Regions from separate parts of the Homo sapiens genome. Here region 2 is linked to region 1. A link is a loop called in an ENCODE intact Hi-C map of the cell type or tissue named here. Cell type or tissue: ascending aorta. All regions are shown on one strand.

Region 1 (8,000 bases):
AAGAAGCTGATATTATTTGGAGAATGAAAAAAGAAAGATGCACCTAGACAAAGGCACATCAGGCCACTGTGCAGAAGAACAAGCATGCTCTAGAAGTGTATGTGCTGCTGTGGAAACACCTCTAAGAAATACCGTAGAAACCCAATGTGCAGAATGCTCCAAGAATGCCACCGTCTGTGCAAGAAAAAGTATACACACATCAGTGCACAGGTGTCTGAATGTCTGTGTAACACTGCTGGCCTCTGTGGGGTAGCTGGAGCATGAGGGTGCTCTCTCTGTTACAGCTTTGGAATTTTTAACTATGTGAATGTGGTACCAATATAAAAATAAGTAAATCAATAAAAAAAGGAGGAGAATAGAAGGGAAAAGTAAAAAGGTGGAGAATTGGGAGAGAAATGGGGAGAAAGGAGGGAGAGAGAGAGAGAGAGAGATCACTTGCTTTTTACCCCAATCTAAGAATGTCCAGGGTGGGAGTGGAGGGCAAACAGTGGGGGCAGGGTACCTGTATGGCAGAGCATTTAGCACCAAGCAGGTAAAGGCCAGGGGCACCCTCTGCCTTGTGTATTCAGAGCTTTGCCTGATGAGGGCACAATAGCATTGGGTGGTTACCCCAAGGGGAGGGGCAGGGAAACCTGGGCTGGATGGGAAGCAGAGGGAGGGTGAAGGATGGGTGCTAAGCTCAGGGATCGGGTGCCATGCCTGCTCCCAAAGCTCCCTGAGACCTGTCCCCAAGTTCACCCCTAGCCCCCACTTGCCTCAGACCACAGAGCTTTGCTGGGCGAGGCAATGTGGGCAGGCAGGCGGGGGGCTGGGGATTCTAGACAGGACAGGGAGGGCAGAGGCAGGTCCGGGGGAGGGGTGAGTCACAGGCTCCCCTGCGGGGAGCCAGGTGCACAGGAGGCCCTGGCAAGCGCTCTAGGGACAGCTTGGAGGCCAGGCAGGTGGAACTGGGCGGAAGGCACCCGAGTAGGCAGCTTTAATCGCAACTGACAGCTATTTCTAGGTCCCTGGCAGGCAGGGTCGGCAGTGCTGGGGGCAGACACCTGTTGGAGTCACGCAGGCCTTGCGGTATGGGTGGGGCTGTGTGCAGGGTGTGGTAGGTGTGGATATGGCCCTGGGGAAGGGGTATCTGTGTGAGATACAGATATAGAGAAAGCAGTGAGCTGTGGGTTAAAGCCACAGAGGTGAATGAACAGGGACTGACACCTGCCTTCTACTCGGGGCACTTTCTACCACACTAGGGCATCCCACACGCCCCCTGTTCTATTACTCACATGTGAAAACTGAGGCCATGGGAGGGGAAGACATGCCTGAAGTCACCTGGGGGCAGAGTCACCTAGGACTTCTGACAGTAGGCAGAGAAAAATCCACAACAGCTATTCTTAAGATCCAGCTAACATTTGGATGGGGGATGCCTAGAGGGCTCTGATGCCTTGCGCTCCCCTGGCTCCTGGCCCAGGGTAAGGTTCCCACTGGTGTCCACAGGCCAGGTACCCATGTACTGCTGAAAAAGGCAAGGGGTGGGGCTGGTGGCAGGAACAATGTTCCCCTGGAGAGGTGTAAAGATACCCCCAGCAGGTTCCACTGACTGCCAGCAGGCACACTGGTGCCCATGAGGACATCTGCCCCCCACTCTGCCTTACCTGAACATCTCTGTCACTTCTCCCTTGGCCAGCGCCACCAGGACAGGAAAACCGATGCAGGCGGGGACCAGGTATAGGAGGGCAGGCTATGAGAGGACACAGGCTGGTGAAGCCATGCTGGGCACGGCACTGCCTCAGGGCCGTGCCCAGCACCCCAAACCCCTTCTGGGCTGGACTGAAGGACAGTGACTGGTCCAGGACCATAGCAAGTCAGTGGCTGGGCCTGAACCCAGGGCTCCTAACTCCCAGACAAGGGTTGCTCCTCCCGAGAGGGAATGCAAGAAAACTAAGAAACTCAAGTAGGCAGGGCTTCAAGGGTTCCCAGGGGTTTGGCTGGCAGCATCTGAATCACCTAGGTCACCAGGTTCAAAAAGCAACTTCCTGGTTTGGTCCTACTCCCAGAGACTCTGCTTCCTGAGGTCTGGGGCTCACACCTGCATTTTAGCAAATGCTCCAGGAGATGCTATTATAGTGATGATGACACCACAGCTGCTATGTAATAACTACTTGTTGCAGCCTGTATTAAGGTGACCTAGCTGGTCACTGGCTCCCCCAGGATTCACACCCAAGCAATTTGGCATGTCTGTGCTGAGACTCCTGGTAAAGCTGGGTTTGGAGAAAAGGACGGTTATACTAAGACCCTGTTCATGAACATCTACTGTGCAGGCACTGAGCTTAGCCTTCCCAGGAAGTCAGCCCACTGCCACATCCCATGATGGTTATCCTTTTGCAGAGGAGGAAGACCAATGCTTCACAAGGAGAGGGAAAATAGCCCAGGACTCAGAGACCCAAATCTTTTTTTTTTTTTTTTTTTGAGACAGAGTCTCTGACTCTTGTTGCCCAGGCTGGAGTGCAATGGTGCAATCTTGGCTCACTGCAACCTCCGCCTCCAGGGTTCAAGCGATTCTCCTGCCTCAGCCTCCTGAGTAGCTGGGACTACAGGTGCCTGCCACCACGCCTGGCTAATTTTTGTATTTTTACTAGAGATGGGGTTTCACCACGTTCGCCATGGTGGTCTCGAACTCCTGACCTCAGGTGATCCACCTGCCTCGGCCTCCCAAATTGCTGGGATTATAGGCCTGAGGCACCACGCCCAGCCCAAAGAGTTTCTTTCTTTTTTTTTTTTTTTTGAGATGGAGTCTGGCTCTGTCACCCAGGCTGGAGTGCAGTGGTGTGATCTTGGCTCACTGCAAGCTCTGCCTCCCAGGTTCACACCATTCTTCTGCCTTAGCCTCCGGAGTAGCTGGGACTACAGGTGCCTGCCACCATGCCCGGCTAATTTTTTTGTATTTTTAGTAGAGACAGGGTTTCACCGTGTTGGCCAGGATGGTCTCGATCTCTTGACCTTGTGATCTGCCTGCCTTGGCCTCCCAAAGTGCTGGGATTACAAGCGTGAGACACCGCGCCTGGCCGAGTTTCTTTTCTTTTCTTTTTTTTTTTTTTTGTGATTTTGAGATAGAGTCTTGCTCTGTCTCCCAGACTGGAGTGCAATGGTGCGATCTTGGCTCATTGCAACCTCCGCCTCCTGAGTAACTGGGATTACAGGCATGCGCCACCATGCCCGGCTAATATTTGTATTTTTCAGTAGAGATGCGGTTTCACCATGTTGGCCAGGCTGGTGCACTTGAGTTCTTTCACATGGAGTCAGGTCCCTTGCTACGTGCTCTGTAAGTCCCTCTAATTTCCCTCACAGCATTCCTCAGCAATTTTTTTTTTTTTGAGACAGGGTCTCACTTTGTCTCCCAGACGGAAGTGCAGTGATATGAACATGGCTCACTGTAGCCTTGACCTCCTGGGCTCAAGTGATCCTCTCGCCTCAGTCCTACAAGTTGCTGGGCCTACAGGTGTGCGCCTCCATGCCTGGCTAATTTTTGTATTTTTTGTAGAGACTGGTTGTCACCATTTTCCCCAGGCTGGTCTTGAACTCCTGAGCTCAAGTGATCCACCTGCTTTTGCCTCCCAACGTGCTGGGATTATGGGTGTGAGCCATCGTGCCTGGCCTCCCCAGCAATTTGTAATGGAACATCCCCATAGGTGGTGAGTTCAGTGAGGGCGGGCCCACAGCTGTCTTGCTCACCGTAGTGTGCCCTGCATACTGAAGAGGGCCTGGTAAATACTCAGTGAATGGCTCCTTCATGGTGCGTCTTCATGGGTGCTCATGAAGTGAAGAGATTGTCCTGGAGAGGGTGAGGAAACTTCATTCTTTTTTTTTTTTTTTCTGAGACAGAGTTTCCTTCTTGTTGCCCAGGCTGGAGTGCAGTGGTGCGATCTCGGCTCACTGCAACCTCCGCCTCTCAGTTCAAGCGATTCTCCTGCCTCAGCCTCCCAAGTAGCTGGGATTACAGGCATTCTCCACCAAGCCCGGCTAATTTTGTGTTTTTAGTAGAGATGGGGTTTCTCCATGTAGGTCAGGCTGGTCTCAAACTCCCGACCTCAGGTGATCCACCCACCTTGGCCTCCCAAAGTGCTGGGATTACAGGTGTGAGCCACCACGCCTGGCCGGAGACTTCATTCTTAACGTAAAGCCAGCCCTTGGCCAGAGAACAAAGAAGTCTTTCCCGCATGCCCTTGATCCTAACATTCAGACTTATTTCTTGCCATCTGTCATAGGTGGGCTGTGATCAATACTGCTTTATGTATATTAAATTATTGAATCTAACAATCCCTAAGTAGGATGGGTGTGGTGGCTCACGCTTGTAATCCCAGCACTTTGGGAGGCTGAGGTGGGCAGGTCAGTTGAGGTCAGGAGTTTGAAACCAGACTGGCCAACATGGTGATACCCTGTCTCTACTAAAAATATAAAAATCAGCTGGGTGTGGTGGTGCACGCCTGTAATCCCAGCTACTTGGGAGGCTGAGGCAGGAGAATTGCTTGAGCCCAGGAGGCGGAGCTCCAATGAGCTGAGATCACACCACTGCACAAAGGCAGAGGTGACCCTTACCTAGACCAATGCTAGCACTGGGACTACCTGTGTGTTGGAGAGCAGGGGACCCCATGGGACAGGGTCCCCTCATGTCCTGGATCCCCTTTCCAAGGATTTTCAGAGAGGTACCCACTTGGATGACTGGGGAGAAGGGCTGGGCTGCTGCTGGGGAGTAACACAGGCCTTGGGGCAGGGTTCAGGAGTTCATTAGTCTGGAGTCCAGATCGCCACCCAGGGCCCAGCCTGATGTAGTGTTCGCGTTCTCTCAGCGCTGCAGTTTTCCGATAAAGGAGAGGACTCCTGTGTGCCAGAGCTCTGAATGGGAGCCTCTTCTCAGTCCAGCCAGGCAGAGGGTGAGGCTGCCACCTTATGGCCACTGGGGGAATTGGCTCTGGGCTTGGACTCCAATAAGGGGCCGGGAGCTGCAGAGACCTCCAAAAGGTCTCTTAACTAGTCCTCCAAACCAGGTCCAGTCACTCTCTGTGACCCTTGCCATACGCATGTTACTCTCACCTTACACGCCATTGAAGCCCTTGAGCAGAAGTGAGAGGCAGTTCCACAATGGTTGTTCTTGGTTTTTCTAATTATGGGCTAGGGGCCTTTTGACCTTCTATAAAGTAATACTGTACTAGGACTAAATGAGTTATTAGCAAAAGAGTTTAGCACAGTGCCTGGCACAGAGTGATTAAAAAAACCCCAGCTTTTGTGATTAATTCAAAGATGGCTCGTCTGTATTTGGGCCCTGGGGAAGGGGAAAGGGGACAGAAGCAGCAAGCCCAGAGTTCCATGGTTACTGGGTGGTGCTGGGATTCACAACAGGGCTCCCTTAGCCCCTGTTCAATGCTGCGTTTCCCATGGCCAGGGCTTGAGAGCCTGGGTGTGGTTTCCATGCTGACCCAGGTTTGAATCCTGGCTTTACCACATACTTGCAGTGTGTCACCTGAACTCCAGTTTCCCCACCTGTTCACAAGGATCCTCATGAGTGCAGAGCCTGACATGTGGAAGTGCTTAACAAACAGGAGCTCTTATTATTTCCAGTAGAAAGTAGGGCAATCCTGTCTGCTCACTTTCCCCTGAATCTTCCCCTCTCCAGGCCACACTGAGGGCTCCCAGTCTTTGTGCTATGTTGCTTCATTCTGTGGCAGCTCAGTACTCCATCCTCATCTTGGTGGGAGAAGGAGGCAGAGCCTGGTCTACTAGGGAGTAGGGGGAGGGACGCCCCAATACCCAACACCCACTCCAATCCTGTTCTTCTCTGCCTGCTTCCCACTACCAAGGCTGAGAAGCCAAATCCTCTTTCCTGGACTCTCCTGTAGCCAGGGTGGCTTTAGGACCCCAGTCTGGCCCATGAGATGCTGAAAGGGTTCTGGGAAAGTTCCTGCCTTCCTGATGAAGGCAGCAGGCATGGCTGTTACGCTTTTCCCTCCTTCTTGCCTCTAACGTGCCCATGCTGCCTAGAGCAGTGGCAGCCATCTTGCAACCACAAATGGAAGGCCAAGAGAATCACAGACATGACTGCTCCAACACCAGTGGGGAGTGCCTATCTCTGGACTGCTTGCATTTACAAATAAATCCCTCTGTAAGTCCCTCTATTTGCAGTGAGGCATTCCTGACACTCTGATACCGTCCTGCCCACCTGAGCATGCTTGAAGATGTGCATGATGAAGATGGTAAGGCCCAGGCCGAAGATGTAGGCTGCAAAGCTGGTGTAGAAGTAGGTGTGGGTATTCTTCTTCAAGCTGCAGGGAAGGTGTGAAGAAAGAGGAGGAGGGTTAGATATAGGGACTGAACTAGTAATACCCCTTCTGAGGGAGCTGGGGAAGACCCTAGAGGTTGTGGGGGGGTGACTGAGCTCTGGGCTGGGAGTCTGGAGGTGGGTGTGCACGCTGATACTGCCCCCAGCTATGTGTCTCTGGACAAGTTGCTTTCCTTCTCTTAGCCTCAGTTTACTCATCTGCAAAATGGGAAAATGAGCTCATCTCCTTGGTAGTTATGAATATCAAATGCTGCAACTTATAACAGTGGCTGTAAGACTTTAGTCAGCATAAAAATCATCTGGAAAGCTTGTGAAAAAATGCAGGATTCTAGGTCCCACCCCCAGGGAGTCTGATCTAATAGCTCTAGAGCAGGGCCCAGGAATCTGCATTTTGAAAAAAACATCTGAGGTGAATCTCATACCGTTGGATCATGCTTTGAGAAACACAGATACAGAAACTGCAAAGATAAGTTACTACTTTTAAGTGCAGTGGACGTAATAGTTCAATAGCCTATTTGTGGTACTAACTAGATGCTGGCTGCATGAATAAATGCCAGTGGCTTCCTGGAGGTGATTCATCCAAGATCAGCTTCAGAACAGATGAATCATATACAGCCCGGCATTGCCATTACGTGACTTCCCTCTCCAATGCCAGCTCCGTAACCTCTGCATGTCCCCAGCACCTGGGATGTGCCCAGCCAGTACTATGGACTCAATTAACATTTGTGGAATGAATGAGTGCTTCTGACCCCCTTCTCTCCTTGTCCTGGGTGCTTCTAAGCCTTCGGCTGCAAGTACCTTGAGAACTCACCTATCTTGAGAACTGGGATACAAGTGACTCCCTTTGGGAATGTTGCACTGATTCTGGAAATCAGCTGAGGAGCTGCTTATGCTGTGAGCCCAGGCTAAAAAATGAGACTCTGTCTCTGAGGGTGCTGGCAGTTGAATCTGTCTCCAGCAAATAGCCTGGGGGCTTCTTATGGGTTTCACTTTGTATTACCTCTGAACAGCCAGGAGTAGAGACGGCTGGCACAGACATCCCTCTACTTACAGACTGGCCAGGTCTCTTCCAAAGGTGACTGTGAGCCCATATGCTCCTAAGGTTTGAAGTGGCACTACACAAATAACCCAGGTGTATGTGAGTGGGAAAAACCTAAGTTTCACATGGAAACTGGATTTCAATGATGCTGGTAGTAAGTTTCTCATTACCACTGTCACTGTTATTACTGCTTTTGCAACTATCAGGCATGAGGAAATCAAGAGAAGTTCACAAACCACCTCAAAGTTAAGTGCAACATTGCCAGCCCTCACAGGGATGACGGGGCATAAAATGATGGAGCTGTTGCTGGCGCCCCCTGCTGACGGCAAGTCCCATTGCATAGGTGCATTAACTTGGATAAGACCTTTCTTGTGTTTTAAACGCTGACCTAAGTTGCCCACCTTCTCCCCCTCGTGCTCACTGTCTACAACAGACTGAAAAATGTCTGAGTAAAGAGAGGGCAGGGAACAGCTAGAGCAGCTGAGACATGGTGACCTGACGCTAGGCTGATAAAAGATGATGATGATGACTGCAACCAGGATTCAACCAAGAGCGACTGAGGTCAGTGTGTGCTCAGCACTCTCTCCAGATTTTCATGGTAGGAACTCTTGTTATTAACTCAAGATGAGAAACCAGAGG
Region 2 (8,000 bases), 280 kb before region 1:
CCCGCTCAGTTTCACATCCTGTCCCTCCCCAGCCACCACCACCCAGCACACGTGGGCTGAGGGTCTCAGTCCCTTCCTTCCCAACTCCTCATCCCTGGCAGCTGCTCGGCTTCCCACTACTGGCCTCTCCTGCCCGCCTCTTTTGGGCCTTGTGGGAGTGGGGCGAGGGAGGAGGGGAGGATGGCTCAGCAGACCCACCCCTTTTTGCCTTTCCAGGCTGGGAGGCTGGGCCAGTGGACCTTTTAACCAGCCTGGGCAGGCTATTCCGGACGCCAGCCCTGGAAGCTGAGCCTGACCCAGCAGGTCCCAGCAGCCTGGCAGCCCGGCCAGCATGCAGCAGCAGCCTCTGCCCGGGCCTGGCGCCCCCACAACTGAGCCAACCAAGCCTCCCTACAGCTACATCGCCCTTATTGCTATGGCCATCCAGAGCTCACCGGGGCAGCGGGCCACCCTCAGTGGCATCTACCGCTACATCATGGGCCGATTCGCCTTCTACCGCCACAACCGGCCCGGCTGGCAGAACAGCATCCGCCACAACCTGTCACTCAACGAGTGCTTTGTCAAGGTGCCCCGCGATGACCGCAAGCCAGGCAAGGGCAGCTACTGGACGCTGGACCCTGACTGCCACGACATGTTTGAGCACGGCAGCTTCCTACGCCGCCGCCGCCGCTTCACCCGGCAGACAGGTGCTGAGGGCACCCGGGGCCCCGCCAAGGCACGCCGTGGACCCCTCAGGGCGACCAGCCAGGACCCAGGAGTCCCCAACGCCACGACCGGCAGGCAGTGCTCATTCCCACCAGAGCTGCCAGATCCCAAGGGCCTAAGCTTTGGGGGTCTGGTGGGGGCCATGCCAGCCAGTATGTGCCCAGCAACCACTGATGGCAGGCCTCGGCCACCCATGGAGCCCAAAGAGATTTCCACGCCCAAGCCTGCATGCCCAGGGGAGCTCCCCGTGGCCACCTCATCTTCCTCATGCCCAGCGTTTGGCTTTCCTGCCGGCTTCTCAGAGGCTGAGAGTTTTAATAAGGCCCCTACGCCCGTCTTGTCCCCGGAATCAGGCATCGGGAGCAGCTACCAGTGTCGGCTGCAGGCACTGAATTTTTGCATGGGGGCTGACCCAGGCCTTGAGCACCTCTTGGCCTCAGCAGCCCCCTCCCCTGCACCACCCACCCCTCCAGGCTCACTCCGGGCCCCACTGCCCCTGCCAACTGACCACAAGGAACCCTGGGTTGCAGGTGGCTTCCCTGTCCAGGGAGGCTCCGGCTACCCATTGGGGCTGACCCCCTGCCTATACCGGACGCCAGGAATGTTCTTCTTTGAGTAAAGGCAGCCTCACCTCGGGCAGTCCCTGCAGGTCCCTCACCCTCCGGGCTGAGCCTGGCTCTAGGACCTGAAGAACTCTCGAAGGACCCAGCCCTGGTGAGCCAAGGACAACCACACAGAAAGCCAGGATTGAAGCGGTGCTCAGCCAGGCCCCTGGGGCCTCCGGACAAACTTGGGGGTGAGGGGAAGCAGGGCCTCTTGGGATTTACTCTGTGGCTCTCAGGGCCAATAAAGCCATGTGATGATGAGGGTCAGCTTGCCTGATGGCTGGGGGCTGAGGGCCAGGGTGCCTGCTTGTATGTGGGGGTGGCTGTGGCTGTGGGGTTGTGCAGCGGGGGCAGAGACCCTTGGTGGGAATATCTCACATGAGGTTTTCTCCTGCTGGGGACTTTCTCAGGGAGTTTCCTAGAAAGGGAGAGGAAGGGGAGGTAGGGAATGGGGAGCAGGGAGAGGAGGATACAGGCAAGGGAGAGACTGGGCAGGGGCAAGACTGGGCTGGCCTGAGGGACTGATTCTCCAGTCTCAGATGCTGGGACTTAGCCCCCGTAGGTGCAGTCATCATAACCCTGACAATTTGTGACACTGATCCTGTCCCGGGCTTGTATGTATCATCTCACCTGTGTGATTTGGAAAGTTGGCCCCGTTTACAGTGGTGGAAACAGGCTCGCCAGCTCCAACTCCAGAGGGCAAATGGGTGGCAGAGGGTAAATCAAAACCACATCTGTGTGGCTCTACCCTCCAGCCTCTGACCTGCAGCTTGAGTGAGGACATAAGGGTGGAGAAGAGGGTCAGGGCAGAGCTGGTGGTGGCCCCCAGAGGTGGGAGGGCTTTGCTGCAATCCTGGAAGGCCAGGGCTAGAAAGGCACCCTTTACCCATTGTGCAGACAGGGCACCTAGGGTTCAAAAGGCAGCACCTACCCCCTGTTTGGACTTCCCACATTAATGTGGGAGCTTCCCTGAGCCCCCAGCTCCATGAGGTCCTCTGGTGACTCTTTAAGACGGCATTTCTTGGGGCCAGCAGCATGGGCTGTGACTGTCCTAGGTACCATTCAGAAGTGACTGAGCCCTGACCTTTGACCTTCTCTGACTATCCCTTCGCGAGGAAGCAGGAGAAATGGGGATATTCTTGGTCCTCGTTAGAGGAACAGAGAAGGAATCTGAAACATCGCTGTCCTCACAGACCCCAGCACTGGAGGAGCAGAGGCGAATGGCTTCCTCCCCAGAGCCTCAGTCCTCCTATCTGGATCATGGGCATAGGGAGAGGAGGGAGGGATGCTGGGGCACCCCCATTCTGGTTTTTGGCATGTGGTCTAGAGTGTCTTATGTCCCACGAGGTTACACTCAGGGGGCTGGAGACCCCTTCTTGGGCAGGCAGCCCTCTCCCCTCCAGAGGCCCTCCCTTGCCCAGGCAGCCCCGAGGACTCCAGCCTTTGCTGCTCCCTCCTCCCCCGACAGGTCCCCTGGGGCCTGGGAGGAAGCGAGCCCGGCTGGACAGCCCGAACTGTCTGGTTCCCACAGTCTCAGAGCTGGGGTGGAGGAGGACCTGCAGGGTGAGAGGGGCTGGGAAAACGCCTGGCCAGCTGTGGGGCCCCTCCCCACCATGCCTGCTGAACCCCAGCCTGGAACCCATCAAACAATGGGGAGGAGGAGCAAGGGTCTGTGCAGCCTCCTATGGGCAGCTTCATGGGGCAGAGGGAAGAGGAAAGGCCCTCTGTGTGCAGGGCATGGTGAGGAGGGGGAAGGAGGCTCTTGTGTGAGTCTGTACCATGGCGTGTGCCTGTGTGGATCAGTGTGTCTCAGGCTGCGTGTGTGTATATGACAGAGAAAGAGAGAGATGCAGAAAGACAGACCCTGCAGAGGCAGACAGACAGATTCAAAGGGGTGAGAGTTCTTTCTCAGTTGGGTCAGGGAAGGAGGCCTCTGCTGGGCGCTGTTCCCGTTGCACATTCCTGTGGAGCCCTGGTGACCCCAGTCCCTTCCCAGCCTGGGTTCTGAGCTACTAGGAGGATGGGAAGCCGGCTGGGCTGGGGGAGCCCAGGCCTCTGCCGCTGTACTCCCCAGCATCCCCCTGAATCAAGGAAGTTTAGCTCTGCACTAGGGTGGGGACTTGTGGAGAAGGAGGCTGAGTCTCCTGCTCATCCCTTGCCCTGGGGGAATGTGCGAAAGGGTTGCCCACATGCAGGCTCAGAGCCCCCTCTGCACATCTCCCTCTGGCCTCCGACATAGTCATGAAGAGAAGACAGGCCCCCTCAGCCCCAACCCCCCAAGCAGGACCCTGGACTCAGCACATGCCTTGGACTCACTGTATGAGCCTGGACCAGTGCCCACCTCTCTGCGTTTCACTCCCTTTGCCCGGTGGTTGTGGGGAAGGGCAGCCTGACTCACGGTCTGAGTCCCAGGAACGGATCTGACCTGGAGGAGGTCCCTTCTCTGGAGGTGCTGGGCAAGGAGACACCATGATCTCATGCACCCTTGGCTAGCTGCCCAGCCCAGGGACCCCACCCACGGGGCCTCCTGCCTTCACATTCTTTCCATGACCAACATTCACCTCCGGCTCCCACCTGACCACCCTCATCTGGACAGGGGTTGCGGGGACAGTGAATGCCTCTGTCGACCCAGATAGAGCCCCTTGGCACAGATGGAGAGACCAAGGCCAGAGAAGAGAGGTAACATGCCCAGGGTCACATGGCAAGGCAGGAGCAGAGCCGCTTCTCAGCCCATCCATGGCACCCCCTCTGATGCCTTAATGTAGCTCTGGAGGGGAGGGATGGGGCCATCTCGTTGGACCAAGGACCTCCTCATAGGGAGCGTGTCCATCTCTAGGAGGGAATCCCAGTCCCCATTCCTCCTCTTTAGCAGGTGAGAGCAAAAAAGGTTATTGAGACCCTTACAGAGTTAGACGAATCAAATCCTAAAATGGCAGAATCAGAATCTGAAATGAATATTTCAGAAACTTCCAGAGTTTTTAATCATAGCAACTCAGATTCCTGGAATATCAGAGCCGGAAGGGCATCTCCTGCCCGATTTCTGAATCCTCTCTACATTAAAATGGTCGACATCACATGGGGTTCCAGGAACTGGGAGCCCACTGCCTTTCCAGGTGGCCGGCCCCTTCCCACAAAAGTGTGGTAGCTCTGAAAGACCATTAGGAAGCTTCACCTGCTGGGCCTCGGCCTTTGTTCTCCCAAGAGAGGAAAGGACTCCTGGCCCCTGGGAAGGCCACCCTCACCCACCCACAGGGCTGGCCTTAGCCAGCCCCTCCTCCCCGATGCTTTATCTCCAGCCTGCTCCCTGCCCACCCCCTTCCTTCCCTGGTTTATGGCATTCCATGGCCCAGAGTTAGGCACTCCTGCCCACACCCCAAACAGTGCCTTGGCCGAGGGGAAGGAGACCCTCTCCCTTGGAGGGCAGGGCCCTGCAAGGCTGCCACAGTGATGAGAAAAAGCCGGGAGGTTGTATCGGCCAGCCTGGCATGCCGCCTGCTGGGAGAGTATGCAATCCAGGAATCCAGGCCTCAGCCAAAACATCCCTTCCACACCCAGACTTCCATCCACCCATGGACCAGGCGCCACGTCCTAACTGTGTGACCTTGGGCAAGTTGCTTCCCCTTTCTGGGTTCCCCCCATCTGTAAAATGTGGACCCTAACAGTACCTACCCCCATGATGTTATTGTGAGGATTACATGAGTTAATACTGGCAAAGTGCTTAGAACAGGGTCTGGCACATGGCAGCTACAATATCAGTATTTGTTGGCCGGGTGCGGCGGCTCACACCTGTAATCCCAGCACTTTGGGAGGCCAAGGCAGGAGGATCACTTGAGGTCATGAGTTTAACACAAGCCTGGCCAATAGGGTAAAACCCTGTCTCTACAAAAAATACAAAAATTAGCCGGGTGTGGTGGCACATGCCTGTAGTCTCAGCTACTCGAGAGGCTGAGGCAGGAGGATCGCTTGAACCTGGGAGGCAGAGGTTGCTGTGAGTTGAGATCATGCCACTGCACTCCAGCCTGAGTGACAGAGTGAGACTCTGTCTCAAAAAAAAAAATAAAATAAAATAAGTGTTTGTTAAGTACAATAAATAGGTATTTGGGTACTGGACATGTCTCCCTTAACCTGATTTATGCCCCAGAAGAGTGTCTAGCTGCTGTGGAGGCAGGAGGACAGGATTTAGGGGGAGGAAGGACTGTTACACAGACAAGGCTTTTGACTCAGTTCCTGGCATCTTCACTTCCTTGCTGTGTGACCTTGAGCAAGTGGATTCACCTCTCTGAGTCTCAGTTTCCTCATCTGTAAAATGGGAGCAATGATTCCAGTCCCCAGGACTGGTATGTGGAAAGCCTTGTCCTGCACACTACCTGTACAATTCAGTCAACAGGAATGAAATTAGAATTAATAAAACAACTCCGTTGGAGGACCTCATGCCCTCAGCGTAGTCCTCTCCATCTCTCCCTTCACACAGGGCAAAACCCACATCTTCACAGGTCCAGAGGTGCCTAATCTCTTGTTCCCACACTTCTGGTACTAGGTGGTGACTCAGGGAGGCAGCTGGTGGGGCAGAAGGAAACGGTTCCATGGCTAAAAACAGGCCACTGTCAGCCAGAAGCCAGCCTGGTGTCCCGGGAAAGGCCAGGGCTGCCTCCTCTTGACCACAGCCCTCAGGGCCAGTTTTGAGGTTGCCCTGAGCATACAAACAAGAGAGGGCTGACCCTCCCACTCCCTTAGGACACTTGCCTCCCCGTGAGTTTCTTTTCCATCTCTAGGCCTTTGCAGCAGCTGTTCCCTTCGCCCCCACTGGCTGCCTCTCTACATCCACCACCTACATCACATCACCTTCTCTGAGAAGTCTTCCTGCACTTCCTTATCTAATTGGATGCCCCCAGATTATTCTCCCTCTGCATCCCATTTATGTTGCTGACATAGCATCTGCTGCAATGTAGAATCACGCATGTGCACATGTACTCATGTTTTATTGTGTCTCTGCCTTAGAATGTAAACTTCAGGGGCCAAGGGTTGGGTCTGCCTTATGCGTTTTGTCATCTTCCCTAACTCGATGACTAGCACATAGTAGTCCCTCCATGAAGGTTTAGGAGTGGATGGATGGAGTCATGGTCACCATTCATTCATTTGCCATGAATTAAATCTCAAGGCTGGGCACGGTGGCTCACGCCTATAATCCCAGCACTTTGGGAGGCCAAGGCTGGTGGATTACCTGAGGTCAGGAGTTCGAGACCAGCCTGGCCAACATAGTGAAACCCCGTCTCTACTAAAAACACAAAAAATTAGCTGGGCATGGTGACGGGCGCCTGTAATCCCAGCTACTCGGGAGGCTGAAGCAGGAGAACCGCTTGAACCCAGGAGGCAGAGTTGCAGTGAGCTGAGATTACGCCACTGCACTCCAGCCTGGGCGATGGAGCAAGACTATGTCTCAAAAAAAAAAAAAAATTCTCAAAGACCTCCCCAACAAGGCTCCCTGTTTCGTTAATAGGCAAGGGCCACTGTGGTCTGGCCCCAGCTCCTCCTTCCTTCCCCCTCACTCACTCCAAGCAGCCTGTACACTGGCTCTGCCTTATCTTCCGTGAATGTCCACAGGCTTCACTCCCTCATATCCTCCAGTTTCTGTTCAAATATCCTCAGAAAAGCCCTGCCTGGCCACCACATTCCCCATTTCCCCCACCACTAACACATTCTAAATTCATTATTGCCATTCAGTGTGTCTCCCCCACTGGCATGAAGCTTCACCAGGCCAGGAATTTTTGTCTATTCATTGCTTGTCTCCAGCACCTAGGGCAGTGTCTGGAACATAGCCAGGGCCGGAGAAATAGTTGTGAAAAAAACATAAGCTCAGTAGCCTGTACCAGGCTCCACCTACAAATCCCATGTAACTTTCTCATTATCCTGGGAAGCAGGTACGATTCTTACCCCATTTTACAGACAGGAAACTGAGGCTCAGGGAGGGCAAATAAGTAGGTACGAACCCTGTTCTGTCTGACCTGGAACCCAATCTCTCTGTCATCAGCCTATCTGTCTAGAGGCATCTCCCCCATCTCCTCCCCACAGCTAACAGCCTCTCAAGCAGACATGGCTCAGCCTCCACCGGGTGTCCCTGCCTCCAGCCTCTCTCTCCCATTCACTGACCTCCCTGGCTGCAGGGATCCTTTGTAAGCATGGATCTCTGACCTCCCTTCCACAGCTCCCCATTGTCCCATGTCAGCCTGCCATTCGGGCTCCTGCTAACTTCTCCAGACCTATTTCCTGCTTCGTCTCATGCAAAAGCCCTACTGGCCTGCTCCAAGATGAGCTTATACTCAGCTGCAAGTCTCTGGACAGCAAGCAGTCCCCTCTGCCTGGAACACCCTCCTCACTCTCTGTCTGGAAAAGCCCTGCTCCTTGTGTGCCCTCAGCTTGGATGTGACTCCCACTGAAGAGAAGAGAATAGGGGTTAGTGTCTCCTTCCTGTTCTCATGGTTTCATGAGATTCCTTCCAGCTTCACCCTGATCCCCATCCTCCCACTGGGGTTCCAGAGGCTGTGAGCTCCCCAAGGGCAAGGGCCATGACTCATTCATCCCCAGGCTCTCGCTGGGGGCCAGGCCCAGAGCTGGGCTCAACAAATGGTTGTGAAGTGGTTGCTGTGTGGGAAGTCAGATGGCCTGCCTCACATCCTGATTCCCCTATTCATC

The links. A loop is a pair of places that touch in the nucleus more often than their neighbours do. Peaks named below come from ENCODE experiments on the same cell type or tissue, not always from the same donor. Only the 100,000 strongest peaks of a DNase experiment are listed, where the experiment ranks them.
Region 2: it touches region 1 in a loop (4-fold over the local background); 4 of 110 quality-filtered maps call a loop at or near these places.

The regions. Positions count from the first base shown.
Region 1 is chr20:31,559,939-31,567,938 of GRCh38, reverse strand. It overlaps HM13 (histocompatibility minor 13), which reads right to left. Exons shown (of 13, transcript NM_178581.3): 10 at 6,203-6,305; 11 at 1,644-1,729. HM13-AS1 (HM13 antisense RNA 1) reads left to right here. Exons shown (of 3, transcript NR_046853.2): 3 at 1-352. Among named protein-coding and RNA genes, the nearest start is that of HM13-AS1, 9.3 kb to the left of the region's middle. RefSeq lists enhancers at 987-1,126, 400-1,275, 1,276-2,151, 6,155-7,354. In ascending aorta, CTCF peaks have their summits at 4,949 (motif pointing left) and 7,685 (motif pointing left); DNase peaks (open chromatin) are centred at 4,928, 6,948, 7,278 and 7,658; H3K27ac peaks cover 3,443 bases.
Region 2 is chr20:31,837,874-31,845,873 of GRCh38, reverse strand. FOXS1 (forkhead box S1) reads left to right here and starts at 270. Exons shown (of 1, transcript NM_004118.4): 1 at 270-1,571. The coding sequence starts at 332. The coding sequence ends at 1,324. It also overlaps a transcript of DUSP15 not described here. RefSeq lists enhancers at 329-886, 7,985-8,000. In ascending aorta, no CTCF peak of the experiment used is centred here; DNase peaks (open chromatin) are centred at 283, 2,783, 3,723, 4,803 and 1 weaker place; H3K4me3 peaks cover 4,164 bases; H3K27ac peaks cover 8,000 bases.